Regions from separate parts of the Mus musculus genome. Here region 2 is linked to region 1. The links are chromatin loops, found by intact Hi-C in ENCODE. Cell type or tissue: left cerebral cortex. All regions are shown on one strand. Each heading gives the region's core, and the rest is flanking DNA. Links, peaks and the distances in the headings are about the cores only. Region 1 holds the start of Tsku (tsukushi, small leucine rich proteoglycan). Region 2 has its middle 5.9 kb from the start of Gm39053.

Region 1 (7,443 bases), core at 3,283-5,782:
TCTAGAAACGAAAAGAAAGTGACCATCGTTGCCTTTCCCAAGTTTGTCCCCCACTCCCACTCCGACGGGGTAGTACTGACCAAAGTTCTAAGTTACAAACTGGGGTGGATGGTTGGGGAAAAAAAGTGTTTGACTTATCTTTGCCACCCAGGATCAAAAGCTCGGACAGGATGGAGCCCCTCCCACTCTGAGGGCTTTGCAAGTCTAGACTTATCCGAAAGGCTAGCATGGAGCAAGAAAGGATCAAAGTTTGAGTCACCTCTGAGCCTGGCCAAGTGTGGGCGGGAGCCGCTTTCAGCTAAGCTCGCCACGCTGGTTACCACCACGGTGCGCTCCGCTCCCACGGCATAGAGTTCTTCTCACTTCATCCACATCAGTGACCGAATCTCAACGGGCTCTGCAACACGCCCGTGCCCTACGTGAGCCATTGGCCATCCCTTGGGAAACTAGTGTGTGGAAAGCCCCTTTTCATCACAGCCCAATCAGGGCTAGGGGCCGCGAGCAGGCCGGATGCAGACAAACCGTGGCTTTTCTCACCTACTGGATTGGAAGGTTCGTCCCCTCACTCTGGGGTCGGGTTAAAGCAGAGCCGGAACTCAAAGCCAATCAAGTCTCTCCACCAAACAGACTGATCTCAGTCCGCACTCACTCTGTCCCCGGAGCGCAGAGCAGACTACTGCCAGCAGTACGCTATTCCCGGGTCTCTGGCCTCAGGCCGGAGCCCAGACCAGCGGTGTCCCCTCCCTCCTCCCACTGGGGTCCAGTGAGGGTGTCCCGCACGCTCCGCCCAGTCCTGGCCCGGGCCAGTCGCCAGGCACTGCAGATCACCCCCAACCCACCAAATCCATCTCATCCCCTCCCGGCTCAAAGGACCTCCGGAGGTGAGACAGAGAAGGGCTGCCAACAGGCGTTGCCGGAGGAACCCAGAGAAAAGTTTGAAGCCAAGTAGGGGGAAAACGATGGACAGAAAGGGAGCAGAGAGTCGGGGCAGCTTCAGGGCTCTCAGTGCGCACATACCCCACAGATACTCAACTCAGACACGTCGACAAGCATAGACCACGTATGCGGACACTAGGAGCGCCCACCGGTCCCCACAACCAAACGCAAGGCTGCAAAACGGGGACACTGGAGCGAGATAGCCATGCAAAGCCACGCACACACAAAGGCAAGGCAGATGCTGGCTTCCGAACCCAAATCCACAAAAGACCCAGTACCGTGAGATGCACGTGTTCTTACAAAGACCCTGGAGGCGCCGGCCCACGCCCACGACCCCCAGGCAGAGCCTTTGTCTCCTGAAAGCCCTCACCCTTGCTCCCCCGACTCTATGGCTCGGTGTCCCGGAAAAGTTGAGGGGCCTTGGCAGGACCCGGACCCGCCCCTCGCGCTGGCCTGCTCACGGGATGGGGCGGTGAGGTTGGAGTCCCGGGCTCCAAACCTCCAAATGCGCGCCGATCTCGCTGCGCCTCCCGACAGCACCCACCTGGCAGGTCTGCAGTTGTCGCCTCGGCACGCTCACCTAGGCGACCCGGCGTTGGCCCATGGGCCGGCGCTTTTCTCCGCGCCGCTCGTCCCGCCCCACGTCCCCGCCCGCCGCCGGGCTCCCCTTGCTCGGCACCCAGTGGCTGCACCGGCAACAGGCCAGGAAGCTCAGGGAGCGTCGTTAAAGTGCAAGTCTAGGGGGGCGTTTTAGCAGCCCTGCCCCCGCCGGCCGAGCACGGGTTCCACCCTAGGGAGCGTCTAAAAAGTGCGCGGTTCCCTCCTACTCCACAAGGCCTCTCCCAGCTTCCTGCAACCCGGATCCCTGCCCCCTCTGCCTTCCTTCAGTTGCGCGTCCCAGTAATCTCAGCAGATGGCCGCTGGGTCGGGAACATCTGGAGGTCGCCAGTGTGTGTGTGTGTGTGTGTGTGTGTGTGTGTGTGTGTGTGTAGGAAAGCAGAATTAGTTGGCAAGAATGGGTGGGTGAGGGTTTTTCTCTCAAATTCTCCCCTACCCCACTTAAAAAAAAAGTTTTAAAAAAGGTCCAGAGTCACTAATGGGTGTGTTTGAGAAAAGAGACAAGGCAGAACAGAAGAGAGAGAGAGCAAAAGCAGGAAAGCTGGCAGACACCAAGTGAGGGAGAAAGCAACAGACTTAACAGACATATTTTTTTTCCTGGAGGGAAAGTCAACTTCTGGCTGGATTTCCAAGAAGGGAAACTGCTCTGTAGTAGCGGCTTAAGTCTTCCATCCTCTTCTGCCGAAATTATTTGCATATATATATATATATATATATATATATATGCAAATATATATGATATATGACATGTGTGTGTTTGAAAAAAAATACATGAGTGAAGAGAGAAATTGCCTGCTGCAGGTACTTCTATCCACATACCCAGACAGTGCCTATCTCCAGAGGGAAGTAAAGGGTTAGAGGGAAGTGTGGTATTGTCTCTGGACCTCCCAGGAACTTGCCACCTTGGAAAGGGCCCCTGGGTGGGGAACTCCAGCCATGTTTCCCTGCCGTGGCCCAGGCTTGTTGCACACAGTCTTTTCATTTCTTTCTTCCTTATTATTTAAAAACAGAAATCTTTGCTTGGGCTTGTGCGTGTCTGCCCGAGGAAAAGGAAGTTCCCAGTCAGCAAAGTCAAGTTCACACTCAGAAGAAAGTGGTTGTTCAGACCCTTCCCTTCCCTCCACCATGTGGCCCTGGGGACTCACCTGGGCTGAACCCTGCTATTAATGAGGAGAGGGGACAATGGTCCCTGTCTCCTAGGAGGGGGAGGCAGGATAACTGTCAGTGTGAAAGCCTAGCTCTGGAGAAAGAATGTTTCAAAAAGCCAAAAGAGGGAAAGAAAAAAAAAATCCATCATCCTTGGGAATAGGAGGTCTTTAGGGGAATCTTTTTACTGTGGCCTCGTCTGAAATCGTATCCAAGTGGGCAGGGTCACCCTTACAATTTAGTGCTATACTACCAATTTTCTTGGAGCCTCCTGGGCAGAGTCTGAACTCCTCTTCCTATGGAGTAGGAATACAAGAGGAATGATGTAGAGTTGGTGAAAGAATTAATAGTTAGACCAAAGTAGGGGAAGGGGAATAGGTTTATTGAACACACTGGGAGAATTCAGGGAGATGGGGAGTCAAAAAGAAATACCTGTCTGCAGCTACCATCTTTCTATTTTTTAAAAATAAAATTACATTTATTTCATTGTTCCAGGTTTGGAGGATGTCCCTATATTTGTAGAGGTCAGAGGACAGCTTGTGAGGTGTTAGTCTCACCTCCAGCCCTTCCACTGTGTGGGTTCCAGGGATGGAACTCAGGTCACGAGGACTGAAGGGAAATTCTTTTACTCACCGTGTCATCTCACCAGCCACTATCCTCTTGGATTAGGATGAGCCATCATGGAATTCCCATCATGAGTTCCCATCATGTAGTTCCCACCATGCAAATGATAATGATTCTTTCTGATTGGTCAGTGTTCAATTCCCAGAGGAGGCTGACTTTAGAGAGAGCAGCTCTGTGGTCTTCCATCGAGGTTAATTTTGACTGGCCATATTCAATTGGTGGGGAAAGAGTCTGGTTTAATGTTCTTGATGATGATTAGTGGTCTTGATGGCTGGTTTCTGAGATGTAACATACTGGGCAAGATAATGAGTTTCAGGGCCTAATGAAAGATCTATCTGAAGAAACGGCCTCTACATGGAACCAGAAATGGGCTTGAGGCGTCTCTGTTCAAGAGTGATAGGAGACCTTAGGGATGCTACTGAGAGAAGAGTTAGCCAGGACTGTCAAGGTTCTTGTATTAAATTACTAAGGAGCTTCTTTGCCCTCTCTGCCTTTCTTGCTGGTTGTGCGTATATAGCATACAAGAGACACTTTATTTGAAGGGCCTCACTGATCCCTTGGTTGTTCTTTTTCCGCTTGTTCACTTTGTTGTTTGTTTGAGTGAAAGTGAAAGAGTAATAAACTCAGTGCTCCAAGGTATGCTAATCATAAGACAGATAGCGACATTCCTTCCTCCACCCACCTGCTTCCTGGGTTCAAAGAGTGTTCATTCAAAGAAAGTCACCCTGACCCACCCTGACCATTGCTGGAACCCACTATGCAAAGGTGCTATTGCTAGGGGCTCTTAGATTGTTAGGGGCTCTTAGAAACTGTCTTGAGAGATAACCTGGCACTTGTGACTTTGTACTTTCTTGTGACTCTTAACTGGTATTTTCGGTATTTTCCAACAACGCCCTTCCCACCTCCTTGAGTTGTGGTTCCTTCCTTTAAATACCCCCTTACTCAGCTACTGGGGCGCCACAGTCCTCTACCCCTGCGTGGTGTATGACCGTGGGCCCAAGAGCGCTCTTGAATAAAAATCCTCTTGCAATTTGCAGCAAGACCGTTTCTCGTTGGTGATTTTGGGGTGTCGCCTCTCCTGAGTCAGAACGTGGGGGAGTCCTCACGTTGTGGGTCTTTCAAAAGCTGAGCTGTTATCTGTCCATTTAGAGAAAGGGAGAACAACGTGAAAAATTACATGTTCAAGCACTGTTGGGCCCTCCGTAGTCTTTAGTCTCAATGGGAAAGGCTTTGGTTTTGTTTTGTTTTTGTTTTTGTTTTGTTTTTGTTTTTTTGAGACAGGGTTTCTCTGTGTAGCCCTGGCTGTCCTGAAACTCACTCTGTAAACCAGGCTGGCCTCAGACTCAGAAATTCACCTGCCTCTGCCTCCCAAGTGCTGGGATTAAAGGCGTGCGCCACCACGCCCGGCTTGGGAAAGGCTTTTTTATACGGCCAGTGGAGGTAACTAATCATGTTCCCATAAATAACCTCTCATTCTTGCCCCTCCCCCATAAGTAACCTTTATTAAACTCACTGGCTCATTGTGGTGGTTTGAACAGGAATGGCCCCATACACTCACATGTTTGGGTACTTGGCCTGTAGGGAGTGTGGCTTTGTTGGAGTAGGTGTGGCCTTGTTGGAGGAACTGTGTCACCATGGAGGTGGGCTTTAAGGTCTCCTATGCTCAAGTTATGCCCAGTGTGGTACAATCTCCTTTCACTGCCATTCAATCAAAGTGTAGAACTCCTTCTCCATGTTTGCCTACACACTGCCATGTTTCCTGCCATGATAATAATGGACTAAATCTTTGAAACTGTAAGCCAGCCCCAATTAAATGTTTTCCTTTATAAGAGTTGCCATGGTCATGGTGCCTCTTCACAGCAATAAAACCGTAAGCAAGACACTTATTTTAAAAAATAGTAATAAGAAGGAAGCTAGCTGAGAAGAAGGAGATAAGCAGGAACTCCCTGTGGAAATTTGTCCCAAGAGAATGTAAAGGCTTGGTACAACAGCATATAGAGACCAGAGTCTTGTTGATGACTCTAAGGTCTTGCACTAACCAGTGCATGTACCAGGCCTTCCATCTACCAGTAAGGGCATATCACAAGGGAAGATACAGGGACAGAATACACTGGTGACCAAATGCTTATAAATACGAGGTAGGGGCATCCTTGAACTTCAGGTCCCTAGGAAAGGAGTTGGAAACGGACCACAGAGGGATTTGGGGGAAATAGAAGGGTCTAATGGTGTGCCTGGGTAAGAGGGGCGGGAAGAGCTAATGGGAATGTCGAGCCTCTCCCTTAGAGTGTAGTAGGCATTTCAGGCATACTGAGTGTATAAAAGATAAAATTTTTTAAGGAACATTCTAGAGGGGAAGTGGGGCAGCTTAACTCTGCAAGAATCACCCACCAATTCAATAAGGAGGATCAAAAACCAAAAGGAAATTACTCAGAAGTGGCTTCCATATTGGTTAAGAAATTAATTCAAGGTCCTGCCACATCCAGGGTCACCCAAGGCTCTTCCATAGGGAGAGAAAAAAAAATAAGAGTCTGTATACAGACAATCTGTTAGTCATGCCAGTCCTTCTCCCTCGGAGTCCAAGAATAGACCCTGGCCATAGTATCTCCAGGACTTTAGGTATTGAGGTAACTCTCCCTTTTCAGAGAGAGACAGTCTTGAATCCAATATCGCTTCTTTATGCCAAGTAGACCCTCTGGGTCCCAGGATAGGACTTAGACATAGCCTCAGGACATCTGGAGTGAGACAGGGCAGTTTGGTATAATTAGCAGACTTTATCACTACTGGTTAATCGATGTAAACACGTAGCTAAGGCTCTCCCTACCTGGATCCATGCCCTAAGGTGCCTCCCAGGTCTGTTTGGGGTAAGTGCATCTTCCACAGGAGGGGCCTCCCATAGGATTCAGATGTTAGCCCATCACTCAGCCAGTGACCAAGTGCAGGCTTTTCCCTCACGTGAACAGCAGATAGTACAAAGAGTGATATAGTCTGCCGACTTCGGTCAGAAGAGATGGAGGAGATGGAGAGGAGATGCCTCTCCAATGGAGAAGATCTGGAATGCTTTGATACAAGTAGAGAGGTCTTGGCTCAATGAGCCCGCTTTTGTTTCTATCTGGCCAAGGTCAGGTATGAGGAGGGGGCACAGACCTTGACAGTGCAGGCTACCTCATGGAGGGGGTATAGGCTTCCTGAAGCAGCAGCAGAACACGTCAGGTCTATAGAGTTCTTTCTTGAAAGGGTGTGTGAAGAGGCGAGGGTATCCGAGCCCTCTGGTTATGGGGGGATGGCTGAACCCCTTTGGGAAAAGGGACTGAGGGAGTGGTTGATAGGATGAGGTGGACTGAAGGAGGGCTATCCAGGATGTCCTGGCCTTCTGAGGGCCCTGGCAATCTATCTAAACACACGTGACAGGACTTTTTTTTTTTTTTTTGCAGATTTAGATCTTGAGAAAGGAACATGAAAGCTTGGATATATATAGGATACCTCTAACCACCTAGAACATTATGACAGAACAGGCTGAGGAAAAAGAGTGTGTGGTGAAATGTCATATAAGGGTCGCATTTGCAGGTCTCCGAGTGTGCAATGCAGCCAAGCCACATTACAAAGGAACGCAGGGTGTCTTTCTTTTGTTTTAGGATCTGGGGATTATATTTACCTCGCTCTTTATAATACATCCCAGTGGTGAATGTGACGGGATAGAAGGTGCCTGCCTCATGCGGGGACAAAGGTGGATGACCCTAGTTAAATATACTGAGGCACACCTCTAGAGGAAAGGGTCCAAGAAAATTGTAAGGGAACTCATGATACTATTCTCAAATAAAGGGGGGCACATAGCTCTTTAGAGTGGACCTGCTAGTGATGTTTCTGCCTTCATTGCTTTTCTAGTGCTGTGACAAAACACCATGGCCGAGACAACTTATAAACAAAACTTTTAATCTGGGCTCACAGTTCAGAATGTTAGCGTCCATGATCATCATGATGGGGAGGGGAGAGAGAGAGAGAGAGAGTTAGTTAGCTGGCAATAACATGGGCTTTTAGAACCTAAAAGGCTATTGCAAGCAATTCTGTCAACTGGGGACCAAACATCCAAATACGTGAAAGCCTCTGGGGGGGGAGGGGGTC
Region 2 (7,443 bases), core at 2,661-5,160, 63 kb after region 1:
GCGCTCACGGGGTTGGGAGCAAGTGACAGTCTTCCTACAGCACATTTGGAGAGAAAACAGAGAGCTGTGGGCCTCTGCCCCTCAAAGACCTGCCTCCATGGGCTGCTTCTGCTAGCTAGGCCCATCCTTAATGGCCCCACAACCTCCCAAAATATTGCCACCAGCTGGGGAATGAGTGAGACTTTGGGGACAGTTGACAGAGGATGGAAACTGAACTGTGTGGCTTTTTATGACCTAATTCAATAGTTACATGACACCGTGCTGGCTGCATCTGGTCACTCAAGACCATCCCCAGCGTCTTCGCAGTTCCAGGGCACCAGCTATGAAATTTCCCCTCTTGCCTGGTGAGTGGCAGGGTCCTCGGAAAGCATTTAAGACAGGTGTTGTCCCTGCTATCTTTGGAAAATACAGTCTGCCCATGCTCCGTTCGTTCCTGCGGTTTTTTGATCCTATCTGACACCTTTCCATCAGCTAAGTTTCCAATCTCTACATTAACTGAGTTCATTACAGGCACCCTTTCTGTGTGCATTTTAAAAAGCCTTGCTGGAGTTCTAACCTACTCCAACTTCATAGAAGAATGTTCTTATCTTTTTTTCAAAAGCTGACAAAACTCTGGGCCGGCCCCTGTTAAAGACCTTAATCCATCTGAAACTGGTTTTTGTTTGCCGTTGAGTGTGGCTTGTGTTACAGCTTTTCCATAAGGACAACCCAAGTGCCAAGTCGTTTGGAAGCTTTTTCTCTTCTTCTTCCGTGTGCAGCTGTCATGTATTGGGTTTCTATATGTGCCCAGCTGGTTTCTGGGCTCTCTCTCATTCCATGCTGTGTTTACTATGCCCTGCAGCAGCCACGTTTTCTGAATTTCCATATGGCCTGTGATCCCTCTCAACAGCTCGTTGGACAGGCCTGCTAACCTTATTTTTTTCTGGGGGGGGGGGAGTGTCTCTTGGCCTTTTGCTCATCCACTGGGAACAAAAGCTTATACTGGGGCTATGGATGGCTCAGAGGTTAAGAACATGCATGGCTCTAATAGAGGGCCCGAGTTCAGTTCCCAGCACCCATACTGGGTGGCTCATCTGTAACTCTAGCTTCAAGAGATCCTATACTTGGTTCTGGCCCCTCATATGCAGACAATTAACAATAATTCATGTTTTTTCTAAGTCCACTTTAACTTCTGTGACTACTATAAATGAGTCTTTTCAAATTACACTTCTGAACTCTGTTGTCAGGATACAATGCACCTGTTTTGATATGTGTGTCTTATACTCATGCATCTCACAAAACTCTTGTTCTAGTTACTTGTGTAAATTTATGGTTTCTATGTAGACAATAAATCTTCTGCAAACAATGAGTTTTTGTTTGTTTGTTTTCCTTCCACATCTTTGCTTCTCATTCTTGGCATTATTTTATAGGGCTGGTTAGGGTCTCCAGGAGAGAACTCAATAGAAATCATGACAATCAGAATGCTTATCTCCTTCATCGTCCTAAAGAGGATTTAAACCACAAATCTTCCGGGTACCCACAGTGTAGAGCTTGCTCATGGGGCTTTTGTAGGTGTTTGTTTATGAAATCAAAGATATTTTTTGTCTCTTTCAAGTTTGTTAAGAGTTATCTTTAGAATCATGAGCAAACACCAAACTTTATTGAATCCATTTCTTCATTAGGAGATGAACTATATTTTTTTCCTCCCTTAATTCCCTGTTGTTGAATGCTTGGATTAGGTTTGGCTGTGAATTTGCTTTCCTGTGGAGGGAGTTGTCCCTCTCACAGATGAACTTAGAGCAAACAGTACAGGAGCAATGATGAGTGCTCCAGGAAGTGCTCCAGGCCACAGGCTCCTCCTTCTGTGTGTGCTACTCCTCTTCCAGTGATCAGTCACTGTTGATCCAAGATGGCACCTTGGCTGGCACAAACCTTTGTCCCAAGGTGAGGAGGAGGGTGGGACAGGGTCAGAAGGCTGGCTCACCTGAGAACAGGCTCCTGGAATCATGTGCCTGTGAGATCTCGCGTATTTTATTGGGTGTCTTCGCATTCATAAGCCTATAAACATGATTTTATTTCACATATAGGCTTTCATTTTGATAAGGCTGAGTTATAAACTAGGGGTTATTCCTTTCTGGAAAGTTTGGTATTTCTTATGGGAAAACTAACTCTCTTTTGAAAATTATATTGTATGTACACACACACAAATAGTATTCAAATGTACAAGCAGAATGCATGTTTATGTTTTCCTGAATAAATATCCCATTGTAACCTACAGACTAAGGCCATTTCCCTGTATAACCACAACGGACCATCAAACAACAACAATAACACAGCATGAGTGTCTGAGCGTGGCTGTGCTGTCTCCATTCACTCCTTAGGCTCCTTGTGAGTTTCTAAAAATGACCCAGTAAAGTCCTTTAAAGCCAATGCTCCACCTCTCAGCCAGACTGAAGCAGAGCTGCCCTGCCTTCCATGGGTTTGATACTTTCCCAGATGACAGGCCCGTTCCCTGCAGGATATGCTTCGATGCAGCTTTGCCTGGGGTCTCTTCATGACTAGAATCAGATTTGACTCCTCAGCAGGAATGTTCCAGGCACTGCTCTGTCGTAGCCTCCTGTCCGGTTGCACAAGGCTTCAACCTGTCCCGATTCTAATGGGCTGGATGCTCTTTGATCTCCTGACAAGGGCTTGCCAGGTTTCTGCACTGCAAACCTTTGGAGGAAAAGGAGTCTTTGCTATCCCTTACACAATGAGCAAGCATTTGCTGGGAAGGTGTTTGGCGGGTGTGTAAATATCCCGTGCCTCATTAAATGTCCCCTCCCTTCTTCTGTTCTCCAACAGTTTGGGCTTCTGGTCTCATTATTTTATTCAAGGACCCATAGTCTGTTGTGAGCAGTATTTATTCCAGTGCACAGAGAAATCCAGCTCTGCCCTGTGAGAACCTTCCACAGGAAGGTTCTGGTTCCAGGGAACCTTCTGGTTCTTTCTGGCATGTCTCACAGTTCTTTGAGCATGTACTTTCTGACATCTCAAGCTGTCCCTGGGGTGTGAGGAGGACCAGCTGTCAGCCTATAGGCAGAGAAAGGAGGATGTCCACACGCTGGGCCAGTGCTTGCCGTGGGTGCATGGTTGTCTACGACTGAATGAGAAGAGAGGATGATTAACTCAAGGAGAGGTGCAGTCTTTTGCTTTTTCTGCTGACAGGGCTCCGGGGCACCCCACCCTGAAAAGCAATGGAGTCGAAAGCCCTTGCAGACCTGACTGACACTAAGCCCAGGGGTAGGGGATAAAGGTTGCAGCCGCCATGTTGGAGATGGCCGCTTTGGAGCCTCTGTACTCTCGCCTGAGACATGGGAGAGGGCTGACCACTGGAAATTCTGTCTTTTCCAAGCACAAGTCCTGAGCCACATCCTTTTATTTGTTCCTGGTCTATCACCTCACATTCTTTCCCCTAACTCTCATTCTCTTTGGGCATCCCTCCCCCTCCTTCCTCTTTTTTATGACCTCTTTCCCTCCCTCCCTCTGCCTTCCAGCATCTACTTCCCCGTCTTAACTTCCTCAAAATCTAGCTCTCCTCCTCTCTGCCTTTCTGTTTCTGCCTGTGGCTCTCTGTCTCCCTCCACCCTGCTCTCTTTTCTGTCTGCGGCAACTTTGATGTGAATCTTTTTCTGACCTCATGGCTACTTGCTTCTGCCTCCTGTTTCCTCCTCACTGCCGCTGCCCAGTTCTTCCCTTGACAGAGTTTCTGAGTTCCTACCCATTTCACTAACCCATGGCACTTCGGCTGTGGACTGGGAATTGATGCTACATGGATTCTTCTGAGCCAGTCCCCACCCCCTCTCCTCGCACGCATCCCATGAGCTACTTGTGGCTAGTTCTGGGAAGCATGCCGGTCCAGCTGGCTGCCTCTGTCTCAAAGGAGGCTTTGCAAGCCAAAATGGGCACTCAGATGGCAGAAAGCAGGCCACCGCCCAAACCCTAAGTGTAGACATCAGGTCCACTCACAAACCAAGTAGCCCTGGTGGGCAGTACCGTCACATGCCACGTACACATATACATACATACAAACATACATACATATATACACACACACACACACACATACACACACTCACTCATAAATATGTATACTCACACACACTCGCACACATGAACACACATACACACTCATACATACTCATGCTCTCACACATGTGCACACATACAGGCATATAAACACTCATACACATACACTCTACACACTCATATACACACATGCACTCACATATACACGCTCACATACACACACTCACTCATAAATATGTATACTCACACACACTCGCACACATGAACACATACATACTCATACATACTCATGCTCTCACACATGTGCACACATACTCACAGGCATATAAACACTCATACACATACACTCTACACACTCATATACACACATGCACTCACATATACACGCTCACATACATACACACTCATACACTCACACTCATGCACACACCCACACGGCCACACACCACCTCCCCACAGCTGGGCACAGCCTGGCACTCTGCTCCCATGGGAACAGCTCCTGTTGCCCACATTCCACTTAGAATCACTTCCCCTGTGCCTTGGAGCTGACTCCAACCTTAGTTGTCAGCTCTGGCTCCAGCCTGGCTCTTGGGATGTTCCAAGCAAGTGTGGATGAAGATTTAGCAGGGAGAGAACACGGTTGGAGCCATCTGAGGTCTAGGAGTTGACTAACACGTCAGACTGGCAGGTTCTACATCTTGTAGTCTGGCTTCTAAGCTTTTTTAGAACTTAGATCTAAAGTAACATTTGCTATGTATCCACAGTTCCAAGAGCCCACCACTCCATGGGACCACCATAGTCACCCTGAGAAGAAGGCACCATTGTCTTTTATGTCACAGGTGAGGCAACTTGGGCTCCAGGGGTCACAGGTCATCATGGGACAGAATTATCAGCCTGGCACCTGTCGTGTTGTCCTCTGGCCACAGTGACAACCCAGGCTTGAAGAGTTGGCTATAGAGGAATCAGCTGAGCCTGCAACTGGACCAGCTTTGGGAAAGACTCAGCAGAATGAAGTACATCAGACCTGCTATCCCAACGGGACCACGCTAGAATTAGTCAGGATGAGGCGGTTACGGTAGGAGCTTGGGGGTTAGACACATCACATCCCCTCCGGAAGAAGGTCCAGGCCTGCCTCTCTAGGGATGGCAGCTGGTGGTTTATCAGCGCAGAGGCCCTGCTTCCTCCCTGGGTCACCATCCAGAGCCAGGGAAGCCCTGCAAACACAGCATCAATACTATGTACTCTGCAACTTCTGAAAATACCATGTTAGGTTGGCTCTACTGGGTTACTGGGGGGGGGCATAGACAGCTGTTTAGGCTACAAATGCTTGCACCCCATGTCCCAGGGCACTGCCAGGGCTCCTTTTGGTCATACACTATGGCTCATGGCTTCTGTATCTCCTACTTATATGTATTTGCTGTCACCTTTATGCAGGAAGAAAGTTCTCCTGCAGCCTGCCCACCATTGATTGCTTCTGTTATTTAGCAGTGGATGGTGATGAACTAGCAGATGGCTTGTTCACCTGCATGTCAATGGAGGGGCAGGAATCACCAGATTGGGGATCCCCTTCTCAAGCCAGTTGCTCTCACTCCTGCCGTGCCTCAGCCTCCTCCACCAGATTACAGCAGTTGCCCTGTCTACTGACATCAAAACAGCTTGCAGAGCCGGAGGTTGGAGCCATTGGATCTCCCATGTGCATAGAGGCTGCATTGCAACAAACAAGACTAGTGGATAGGATGCGCTGGAGAGCTTCATGAGGGATGAATGCAAAGGAAAGGCCCTGTGAGCCCAAGCCTGGGAGTTTTGTCACTCACTGACAGAAGATGCTGACCCTCCTGTGTAGAGGATGTTGGCTTGCTTTGAGTGAACCACACTGAGGCTGTAGAGATACAGAAGTGGTCTCATGATGCAGCGCCAACAGGATTGGCCTTAGACCAGGACGCATGTGGTTCTGGCCACTGCCTTCCCCATTGAGGGTCTTTCTCCATCTTCAGACCTGCTCCCAAGAAACCAGGGGACCAGTTCTGCATGACATCTTGTAACTGTTTTGGGTTCTGGGCAGGACACTCATTCAACTCAGAACAGACAATTCTCTCTCCCTTCCTCCTTTCCCCCACCTCTCTCTTTATGTCTCTCTGTCTCTGTCTCTGTCTCTGTCTGTCTGTCTGTCTGTCTCTCTGTGTGAGTGTGTGTGTGTGTGTGTGTGTGTGTACACTGGGGATTGAGTCCAGGGCCTTGAATATGCTTAGCAAGTGCTTTACCACTGAGCTATACCCCTAGCCTTCAGTGTGGGTCTCACTATATAGTTCTAGGTGACCCCATCCCGCCCCCATCCCATCCCCAAATCCTGGGATTATAGGTGTGTGCCACTGTTCTCAGGGTTTTTTTAATTTGCCTTTTAAAGCTGTGTAGGGCCTGGCTTTGATTTCTGCAGAGTGTCACCTGTGGACATGGAGTCCACAGGTTCATCCCTTGGCCTGAGATAAATCCTGGCATGGAGCAGGAGTGACTGACAAACCCCAAAGGGAGAAGAAGTCAGTGCTCTTGCTCCCCTGAGGATGGCAGGGTTACACTCACACCCAGAGGTGCAAGCCAAGCCCCTGCTTTTGCACACTGCTGACTTACATCTGGTGCTCACCATGGGGTGTGAAGTGTGCACCTGACATTCTCCCAGGTGGCAGGATGAGTCCTCTCAACACATCCTGTGTCTGCAAGGATCTTCCCCAGCCTCAGAGCAGCTCCTCCCCACTGCCTCCATCCCCTGAGGGACCCCCTTTACTTTAACCAGATCCCCCAGTCTTCTCAGATACTGGACAACTTGCCTCCCACCTCATGCTTGCTGGGTGGTCTAGGGTAACTCTCTGGGCTCCAAATGCTTCAATCTGAGACACATTCCATTCAGTTCTTAAACAAGTACTGAAGGCAATTATGTTACGATTTTCCCCTGAGATTCCATGGCGAGTGTCAGGTGCCCCTGAGTTTCTGTGCTTTCTGTCTCTGTCCTGTATCCATGGACTCTAGCCTGGCTCTCTGCACCTTGAGTCTCTCACCTTCTAGAGCTGCTAACACACTGCTGCCAGGAAGGCCAGACTCACTACAGATGTACCCACTGGAATGCTAGTGGAGCCAGTGAGTGCAGTCTGGGCGCCCTCTGCTGGAAGAAGCAATGACCATGACTACACTTCTAAAGCATTTACCTGGCAACATCATTTCTCTATTAACTCATTCATCTATCTATCCAGGTACCAATCATCCATCTATCAAGTATAAATCCTTTGATCTACTCATCCACATACTCACCCATCCATACACTTACCATCTATCTACCCATCTAATCTATGGTCATCATCCATCTACCCACAATTCCTTTATCTACTCATCCAGCTACCATCCATT

What was found. A loop is a pair of places that touch in the nucleus more often than their neighbours do. Peaks named below come from ENCODE experiments on the same cell type or tissue, not always from the same donor. Only the 100,000 strongest peaks of a DNase experiment are listed, where the experiment ranks them.
Region 2: it touches region 1 in a loop (16-fold over the local background); 21 of 42 quality-filtered maps call a loop at or near these places.

What each region holds. Positions count from the first base shown.
Region 1 is chr7:98,359,762-98,367,204 of GRCm38, forward strand. It overlaps Tsku (tsukushi, small leucine rich proteoglycan), which reads right to left and starts at 1,527. Exons shown (of 2, transcript NM_001024619.3): 1 at 1,481-1,527. Gm44507 (a long non-coding RNA gene) reads right to left here. Exons shown (of 7, transcript XR_001778223.1): 7 at 7,232-7,443. In left cerebral cortex, for the core only: no CTCF peak of the experiment used is centred there; no DNase peak of the experiment used is centred there.
Region 2 is chr7:98,423,806-98,431,248 of GRCm38, forward strand. No RefSeq gene overlaps it. Among named protein-coding and RNA genes, the nearest start is that of Gm39053, 5.9 kb to the right of the region's middle. In left cerebral cortex, for the core only: no CTCF peak of the experiment used is centred there; DNase peaks (open chromatin) are centred at 2,988, 3,743 and 4,546.